2 separate regions of the Homo sapiens genome follow, and region 1 is linked to region 2. Evidence: chromatin contacts called from ENCODE Hi-C or POLR2A ChIA-PET data. All regions are on one chromosome and are shown on one strand. The core of a region is the stretch at or near the end of the contact, and the rest is flanking DNA. Distances in the headings are between cores, read along the strand shown. Region 1 overlaps NIPAL3 (NIPA like domain containing 3). Region 2 overlaps STPG1 (sperm tail PG-rich repeat containing 1).

Region 1 (4,746 bases), core at 719-3,218, 46 kb after region 2:
GTGGTGTTTAGAATAGTGAGGTTATTGTCTAAAAGTGTTTTTCTTGCCAAGCTTCCCATCAGCTTGTCCTTTGGTAGTGAGAGGAGGCTTTTCTTGGGGCTTTTGTTTTTTTTTTACCCTGCTCCACCCCTGTTGGTATTTCCAGAGTGCTGGCTTCTTCGCCTACAAGTTTGGGATGTATGAGGCAAAAAGAATACAGAATACCCAAGAAGCTCACCAATATGCCATTCCTGGGGTCCCAACTTTTCTAGCTTGTCTGCCTTCTTCTCTCTGCATTCAGAATTGTCTTATGTTTGTCTTTTTTTTTTTTTGAGACGGAGTTTCACTCTTGTCACCCAGGCTGGAGTACAATGGTGCAATCTCGGCTCTCTGCAACCTCTGCCTCCTGGGTTCAAGTGATTCTCCTGCCTCGGCCTCCTGAGTAGCTGGGATTATAGGCGCCCACCACCACGCCCAGATAATTTTTGGGTTGTTTATTTTTTTTGGTAGAGATGGAGTTTCACCGTGTTGGCCAGACTGGTCTCGAACTCCTGACCTCAGGTGATTCACCCGCCTTGGCCTCCCAAACTGCTGGGATTACAGGCGTGAGCCACCGCGCCCAGCCTTTTGTTTGCCTTATATGTGATGACCAGGGTTTTAGTTGTACATAGCAGGAAGAATAGGGAAAAGTACATCTACTCCATCTTCCCAGAAGCAGATGTTCTATAATTGACTTTTTAAATGGAAAGTTATAAAATAATTTTTTGTATGCAAGGAGCATTAAAATATTGAAACTGGCTGGGCGTGGTGGCTCACGCCTGTAATCCCAGCACTTTGGGAGGCCGAAGCGGTCGGATCATGAGGTCAGGAGATTGAGACCATCCTGGATAACACGGTGAAACCCACCTCTCTACTAAAAATACAAAATAATAGCCGGGCGAGGTGGCGGGCGCCTGTAGTCCCAGCTACTTGGGAGGCTGAGGCAGGAGAATGGCGTGAACCCGGGAGGTGGAGTTTGCAGTGAGCCGAGATTGCGCCACTGCACTCCAGCCTGGGCGACAGAGTGAGACTCCATCTCAAAAAAATATTGAAACTAAGATTCATTATATTTGTAAATACAATTTGTTAGATGTATAATAATTAGTTCTGTGGTAAGGTTTTATTTCAAAAAACTAAATTTGAATAACATATTTCTTTTTACAAAATAAAAGCAGATTGCCTTTTTTGTCCACCAAAGCCATGGCTCTAAGGGGGAAGAAAAAACCTCGCTCATGTTTATGAGAAGTTGGGCTAATAATAAACATGTCCCAAAATGCTTTCCACAAAGTGCTGATTCTGTTGAGCTTTTTAGTTGCAAGTAACAGAAGCAAGTTCTTAAGCAAAATTGGGCTGTTCCTGGCTTCAGGAAGGTCTGGAACCAGGAGGTCTGGAACCAGGATGGCCCCAGGGTCCTGAGGAGCGACAACTAATGATTTGCTCAGGCCTCACCTTGGGCTGAAGGGAGTCAACCTTTCTTCAGCCTTTGTGTTTCTCAGTCCAAGATCTGGATCCCAGAGAAAGAGATTCTGGGCTGCCTGGCTTGGGTCACACTTGGGCCGTGATGTCTAGGGAGGATGGAGCACTGGGAATGACAGTTCCAATAAGACCGTGTCCAATGGGGAGGGGGCGGAGGAGAGTCCTCCCCAGCAAAATCAGGGTGTCGTTTATCAGAAGAAAAGGAAAGGATTAAAATGTTAGTCAAGTGAGAGTCATAGATGTTTACTCCAGATGCTGATGGCTGGATTCCAGGTTAAGAGTTCTAGAGCCAAATGAGTTTGAGAACCTGAGTTAGACAAGGAGAAACTCCCCTGAGAGCCTCTAACATGCTCTGGGGGCCTCCCAGCAGTGGGTAGAGGATGCATTGCCTTTAACTACATGGTGCTTTTCTTGCCTTGGCACCCCATTAGCATCTCTGGGAACTCAGCTGGGGAAACCCTGGCTGGGCAGGTCTCCAGCGAGCCTTTTAGCTCTGAGATCCTGTCATCCCACAGGAAGGACGTGTTCTGCCTGCAGGTGGCTTTATTCTGTCTTGCTGCTCATCGGGTGAGTCAGAATCAGTTCCCAGCTCTGACCTTTTCCAGGTGGGGGACACATCTCAGGTGTGGTGAGGTTGTGGCAGAGCTGGGACTAGACTGGGGTCCCCTGGCTCCACATCTTTCCCTTCTGTGGCAGCGCTGAGCCTTGTTGGGAGAGAAGTTAAGGACAGCTATCCATAGTGATTTCAGTTGGTGGGCCTCCCTCTCGGTCCTCCTGCCCTCTCCCGTCCCTGGCCAACTGCCCCTTCTCAGGGAAGACCTGCCCTCAGCTCTCTAAGCCCCGCGATCTAGGAGAGGGCAGGGGGGAGGGTTGACTTCACTGTTACTGCTGACTGTGTCCTGAGGGGGAAGCCTCGGCCAGCTCTGGCCACTGCGGGGCAGCTTGCTAATTATCTGTCTTTCCAGATGGACTGAACATATGACAGTGAGGACTGTTTGTCTTGTTAACTGCCGATTCCCTAGGGCCTGTCCCCCGCCTTAAAGAATGGGCAGGATTTCACCAGGGAGGGGAACCAGGCGGGGTTGGGAAGAGAACATGCTGGGAAGGAGGTTGCAGCATTGGCCAGCATAGAGCATTCCTTGGTGTTCAGTGGTGGAATATGGATGGAGGGTGTGTTGGGGACTTGCTATAGTGTGGTTTAAATGCTAGTACACTTTGACCCAGCAATTCCACTTACAAGAATTTGTCCCAAGGGACTAATCCATACAAACGCACAAAAATGTGTGCACTAGGCTATTCAATCACAGCATTGTTTTTTTAAAAGGAAACATAATAGACACGGGGGACTCCAAAACGGGGAGGGGTGGGGGTGAGAGTTGAAAAATTACCGATTGGGTACTGTGTTCACTTATTTGGGTGATGGGTTCACTAGAAACCCAAACCTCAGCATTACACAATTTACCCATGTAACACACCTGCCCATTTACCCCGACTCTAAAATAAAGTTAAATGAAAAATTAATAATAAAGGAAACAGCCTAAATATCCAGTAATAGCAAAGCAATGATATAAAATATGGCACATCCAAAAATAATGAGTTATTTGACATTTAATAAAAATGACAAATTAGGTATGCCTGACAGGGAAATGTGCTCACAATATGTTAAGTAAAAAAACAGATTATAAAACAGATGGTAATCTTATTTTTATAAAGTAAATTAACATTTCCATTGATATGTAAATTTATGGACAGAAAAATGTTTGCAGGAATAAGAACCAAAATGTTTATAGTCATTATCTCTGGGTTATAGAATTAAAAGTGACTTTTCTATTATGGTGGTGTTGTTATTGTTATTTTTTTCATTTTTTTCTCATGCTACCTTGTCTAAGATATTATTATTTTTATCTATATATATTTCCTATTTAGTCTACAATGAATATATGTTTGGTAATCATTTTAGAAAGTACAAAATTCCGTGCCAGGTAGTCTGAACCTAACTCATAGGTGATGTAAATTAACTTTTTATAAATTGAGTAATTGACAATGCCCTAAGCAAGTGAGCCAGTTAAAAGAGTTTCATTGAAACCCTCTGGGAAATTGAAGACACTATTGACAAGATAGCAAAAAGTATTCTCTGGCCTATATTTCTCTTGTAAATTCTGATTTTGGAATGTTGCTTTTCTGCACAAGATGGTGGCAAGTTAATACTTTAAAGGGAATAGCACAGCAGGTTTAGACCTTGTCAGGTCAGTGTGATCGGGCCACCAAAGTATCCAATTCAGGGCAGCATTTTGTAAACCAGCAAAGCAGCCAGATTAACCTTCAGTAGTAACATTCCAGTTGTGGGTCTGGAGTGTGGCTTTGTCACTGATATTGTTTTTCTGGTTTTGTTTTGGGGCAGCAAATGGTTGAGTGTCAGAAGTGTCCTGGGGCCCCCTGGCTTGTGCCCAAATCATGTCCACTCCTGTGAACTTTCCTTACAGGAAAACCTGATTGGCGCCCTCTTGGCGATCTTCGGGCACCTCGTGGTCAGCATTGCACTTAACCTCCAGGTAAGTTTCAGTTACCAGCACTGTCTGGGGACAGAGACACAGCAGACAAGTCAGGGTGTCTTATCCAGGTCCAGCTGCCTCCTCTCTGCAGGGCCTTGCCTACTGCATCCCTGGGCTGCACCTGGGACAATACCTTGTGGGCCGTTCCAGGATTTCTCTTGATTCAGTGGCCCCACTCCATCCCGCCCTCGCCCTCCTAGCCAGGTCCTCACTGTCTCTCCTTGGGCTTTGCAGTGACCTCCTGCTAGCTTCTCTGGCTCTGGTCTCATCCCTCTTTGCCTTGCTGCAAAGCTGCTGGAATTACCATAGTTTTGTCAAATTCAACTCTAATTACAGCACTGTTCATTACTTAAAAGCCTCAGGGATGCCCTCTACAGCTGCTGTGGATCCCCCCACTGACCTCCAAATCCCCTCGGCCTGTCTGAGTTCACAAGCAGCTGTGGTGTGTAGCAAGTTGATAGCTAATGAGCTTCTCATGGGGGCACCAAGGAGCTGGTGTTACTGGCATGCAGGCACAGTTGGGGTGTGCACTGGGGGAGCAGGACGTTAATGCCCCTGGAGGCTGCCTTCTGCCAGCAGGGGTGGGAGGCAGGGAATAAATGCCCCAGGCTCTTATCCTCTGCTAGGATGATTCTAAGGTGAGATTCACAGGGTTTTTCAGAGGGTCCCCTGTGGGACTGAGTCCCAGTTGCCCACGGGA
Region 2 (4,502 bases), core at 1-2,500:
CTAGGGTACAGTTGCGCTATCTTGGTTCAATGCAGCCTCGACCTCCTCGGTTCAGGTGATCCTCCTTCCTCAGCCTCTTGAGTAGCTGGGTCTACAGGCACACACCACTATGCCAAGCTAATTTTTGTACTTTTTTCTTTTCTTTTCTTTTCTTGTAGAGATTGGGTTTTGCTATGTTGCCTGGGCTGATCTGAAACTCCTGGCTCAAGCAATTAATTCTCCCACCTCAGCTTCCCAAAGTGCTGGGATTACAGGCATAAGCCACCGTGCCCGGCCCTCCAAAGGTAATTCTAGATGTATTCGACTCTTCTTTTCCTCTTGTGTTATTTGAAGTCATGTGATTTCCTCTCACAAGGATGGGGAAGATTTTTTTTTAATCTTTTACTTAATTGATAACACTTGGGAATTTTTGCAATTTTTTAGCTTTATGATGATTTTTAAAATATATTGTTTTCTTAAAATAGTTTTGGTCCAGTTCAATATTTTTGGCGCCATAAATCCAGACACAGTTGTTTTTCCCTGGATGTCCCATTTTTCAGGCTCGTTCTTACAGTTAGTCCAGTCGGTGCCCCTCAGTGGAGCTGGTGCCGCGGCTCCTGGGAGCACACTGCCCTCCACTGTCCACAGAAAGACACAGCAGCCAGACAGAACGTGCCTGTCCCGCAAGGCTAAAATCCAGACTAAAACGAAAGAACCCCTGAGACAACGTCATTACCTTCTTATGAGGAAATCTCTTGGCTTGACTATTGAATCCTTTTTTTTCTGATTCTGGGATTACTGAAGCTTGAGATTTAAAAGGAATGGAGGATTGTGTTGGATATGCAGCAGTAAAACCTAAACAACAAAAATGGAGTAAAATCAAAATGAATACAAAACAATGATTGACAAATGTGGAAAACACAAAGGTGTATATTAAAGTTTTATTTTAAATGGTAGAGAAGAGAAACTTGCCTTTTGACAGGAAACAGACACGAAACCGGATTAAAAAAAAAATTCCCCACTTTCTTTCCCTCTCGGCAATTTATCGGACTTCCCCCCTCCAGCTCTTAAATTAGTGAGATGTGGTCACATAAAGTACCTTAAACAGGCTGTCCCGGAGAAAAGGAAGGAGATGATAGTAAAGACATTCTTGCCAGGCAGGAAGGAGACAGCAAAACTATTCTGGGAGCAGCCTGGACGAGGCGCGGTCAGGACAGAGGAAGCGTCCTCACTGCTCCTTGGCCTAGATTCAGACACCAGCATTAGGCCGTTAAAATCCAAAGAGGTTAGGGAAATCCCAGCCTGGGGCTGGCTCTCACTTTTCAGGGCACTGTGCAAGACAGGTGTAAGTTTTCGTTTCTGTTTTGAGCAGACATGGGGTTAAAAAGCAGAAAGGGATCATCTATAGAAACTGAAGTTAAAAGTTCCTTTGTCTAGGCTGCGATGTATACATGCATGTCTGATGTATAAACTCCCCTCCTGCTGAGACTTCCACAACTGCTAGAACTTGGCAGCATCTGTCTGCATAGCAGGTTGATTATAGACTCTAACCTGTAAGTGTAATGGACTCTGACTCCAGTTTTTTGATGTTTGATGGCTGATAGCTCTTCAGCTTCACCACTCCCTCATTCCCTTCTGCCCTACCACTGGGCAAGCGGATGAGAAAGCCCAGAGCTCCCTCCTGTGGCACCAGCTGGAAGTTCAAACCACGCAGACCCCTGCCCTCAGTCCAGCCTCGCTTTCCAACCATAAGAAAACCCCCAAGCCAGGCTCCTTTCCCTGCTCTCTCAAGCCATTATTGGATCAGGTTAGGAAGGCTGTGCTGCTGTCCTCAGAAGGCCTCACTATGTGGGTGATAAGCCTTTTCCTACACTCTTCATGAGCGTGTGTGTGGCACCGTAAGTCTTGACATCCAAACCAAATTTTGGGTGGGGGGGTGCATCCTGACTCTGTAGGCTGTTCACAACAGTAAGCCAAATTATTTTAACATCAGAATCCTAACCTTCAGAGAGGAAATACGCGCAGAAATGGGGGAAAAAAAACAGTCAAGAGAAGGAAAGAAGAAAGTATGTGTTAGCCATGACAGAGGGTGGTTTGTATGGAAACTATCAGTAAGGCTCATTTCTTCATCTCTGAATTTTTTTAAAAAACAATACTCCTTTTCAGAGCAGGAAGCCTGAAGACAACAGGGACCCCTCAAGGGGTACAATCATGAACCAGCTTCACAGTTGAGGAAACTGAGGCTTAGAGGGATTAAGTTACTCATCCGAATCACCCAGCACTTAAGCGGAACAGGTAGGGTGTGAACATGATTTGCCTAATGAGTCCAGGCTCTTGAGCTCTGAGCTGTGCTTCCTCTTCCTGAGCTGGCCTCTAGTAAGTGCTCAATAAACACGATGGGGAGAGGGACACTGAAGCCTAATCTGCCTGGGTGGAGGATGAAGCAAGTAAAAGGAGCTGAATACGTGTTTAAGTAGAAAATATTTGGGGATACCAATATACAGTAAATGTATTCTTCTCCTCCCCTCCCCATTTAAGTAGATGAATGGCTATGTTTTTGGTTTGTTTGCTTTAAGAGAGCTATACAGCAAATCAAAAGGCAGAAGCAGCTGCAAGACTTCCTGGCTTTTGTTTCTAAAAGCCTAAGCCTATAGAACAGCTAAGAGAGTGTGCAGAGGAGGCAGTAAAAAGAGAGTTATTTAAAAAAGGTTAAAGGAAGGACATTCTCCTGGGGAAAGGAGAGGTTTCTGCCTGACTGGAAAGGAGATCCAAGGCTTCTGGCTATAACAGAAATGCATGTGTCAGAGCAGCCCTCTTGATGAAACAATTTAAAAAGTAGAATTTTTGAAAAACACTCTGGATGACTGAACTCCTATTTCTTACCAAAACAGGACTAGATTTGCCCTCCCAGCTGGAAAAAAAAAGTTAAAAATGGGCAAGATATATAAAGCAATCAAGATACTGGACATCAGGCAACAAAGGACAGGGATCCCTGAGAGAAGCAAAGTAAATGAGGTTGGCAATAAGATGGTCCCCAGCTTTCTGCCAGGAGAAAATCTCAAGACCACAGCACAGGAAGAAGGGATCCAGATGGAGCCCCGTGGTCTTCCTGAGTTGAGGAAATAGATCTGGGAGTCCAGAAAGACCAAGACAGCTAAGTTCACAGAGCAGAGTACCAGAGAAGAGAGAGCTACCCAGATGGAGAGCTATGGAGCTCTGCAACGGGGTCCCCTGAGTAAGTTCCTGGGTATTGACCAACACATGGCATGAGAAAACTACCCAGGGCTGGAGAAGGAACCGCCTGGCAGAATTCAAGTGAGCAATCCCTGAGGCTTCCACAGGGCCGGGAATAGCTCCTGTTTTCATGAGTCACAGCGGGAAAACCTCATAATTCATGGAACATAGAGTATGCAGGAGGGTTTCGCCTCAGAAATGGGGCAAAATTACCCCTAGACTAAATACTGCTCTGGTTCCAGCTAACAAAGCTTTAAAGCAGGACCTGAAAAGATCAAACTGTCTCCAAATAATTTAACTGCATCTCAGAACAAAGCACAAGAATATTTATGGGACTACAAAAATAGCACCTAAGAGGTAAAATTCAAAATACCTGGCATTGATAAAAAATTAATAGGAGGAAGAAGGAAAAATATACTTCAAAGTGGGGAGAAAATAAATGATCAAAACCAACTCAGAAATGATACAGATGATAGAATTAGTGGAGAAGAACATTATAACTGCTGCACTAACTGTATTTCATATGTTCAAGAAGCCAGAGAAAAGACTGAACATATTAAGTAGATATGGAAGATATAATGACAAGATCCAAATCGAACTACCAGATGTGAAAACTAAATGTCTGAGATTAAAAATACACTAGATGAGATGAATAGCAAATTAGACATTAGAGGAAAAAAAGATTAGTAAACTTGAAGACCTAGAAATAAAACTATACAAAATAAAACAGAAAAAGGACAAGAAAAAGGATTAGTGAGCTGTGTGGAAACTTTGAGGAGCCTAATATATATGTAATCAGGCTCTCAAAAAAAGAAATATGAGGAGAGAAGAAATAGAAAAAAATAGTTCAAGAAAAAATGGTTGAAATTTTTCCAAATTTGATTAAAAAAACTATTGACTCACAGATTCAAGAAAGTCACTTAACATCAAATACAAGAAACATGAAGAAAATGACACCGTAGGCCAACCATAATCAAATTGCTTAAAAAGTGATAAGAAGAAAATGTTAAAATTGGGCAGAGAAAAAAGACATGTCACATATGAAGAAACAAATACGAGAATGACAGCAGATTGATACTGAAAACAACACCTTTAAGGCAATAAAAGGAAAAAAAAAACCTGTCACCCTAGAATCCTGTACTCAGTAAAAATATCTTCAAAAGCAAAAGCAGAATAAAAACTTTTAAAACTATATAAATATTGAAAGAATCATCAGCAAATGGGAGCTACAAGAAATGTTAAGGGAAGCCCTTCAGGCCAAAGAAAATGATACCAGTAGGAAATCTGAA

What was found. Hi-C counts contacts between places; a loop is a spot of excess contacts on that map. ChIA-PET counts read pairs that join two places held with the same protein, here RNA polymerase II (POLR2A). Pooled maps may share reads with other maps.
Region 1: a loop to region 2 is called in a pooled map of heart left ventricle, with 5 times the contacts of the local background. The contact joins two enhancer-like sites. A Hi-C loop is called at or near these places in 1 of 168 maps with a recorded cell type or tissue (posterior vena cava) and 3 of 50 pooled maps. POLR2A ChIA-PET finds 5 or more read pairs at or near these places in 5 of 52 experiments (GM12878, OCI-LY7, activated T-cell and 2 more).

What each region holds. Positions count from the first base shown.
Region 1 is chr1:24,436,195-24,440,940 of GRCh38, forward strand. It overlaps NIPAL3 (NIPA like domain containing 3), which reads left to right. Exons shown (of 12, transcript NM_020448.5): 3 at 3,978-4,046. Among named protein-coding and RNA genes, the nearest start is that of NIPAL3, 23 kb to the left of the region's middle. Within about 2 kb of position 1,969, at least 8 of the 41 ENCODE cell types and tissues checked have a DNase peak (open chromatin) inside an H3K27ac peak, as active enhancers do.
Region 2 is chr1:24,390,846-24,395,347 of GRCh38, forward strand. STPG1 (sperm tail PG-rich repeat containing 1) reads right to left here. Exons shown (of 9, transcript NM_001199013.2): 3 at 716-834. Among named protein-coding and RNA genes, the nearest start is that of STPG1, 21 kb to the right of the region's middle. RefSeq lists an enhancer at 1,213-1,462. Within about 2 kb of position 1,251, at least 32 of the 41 ENCODE cell types and tissues checked have a DNase peak (open chromatin) inside an H3K27ac peak, as active enhancers do.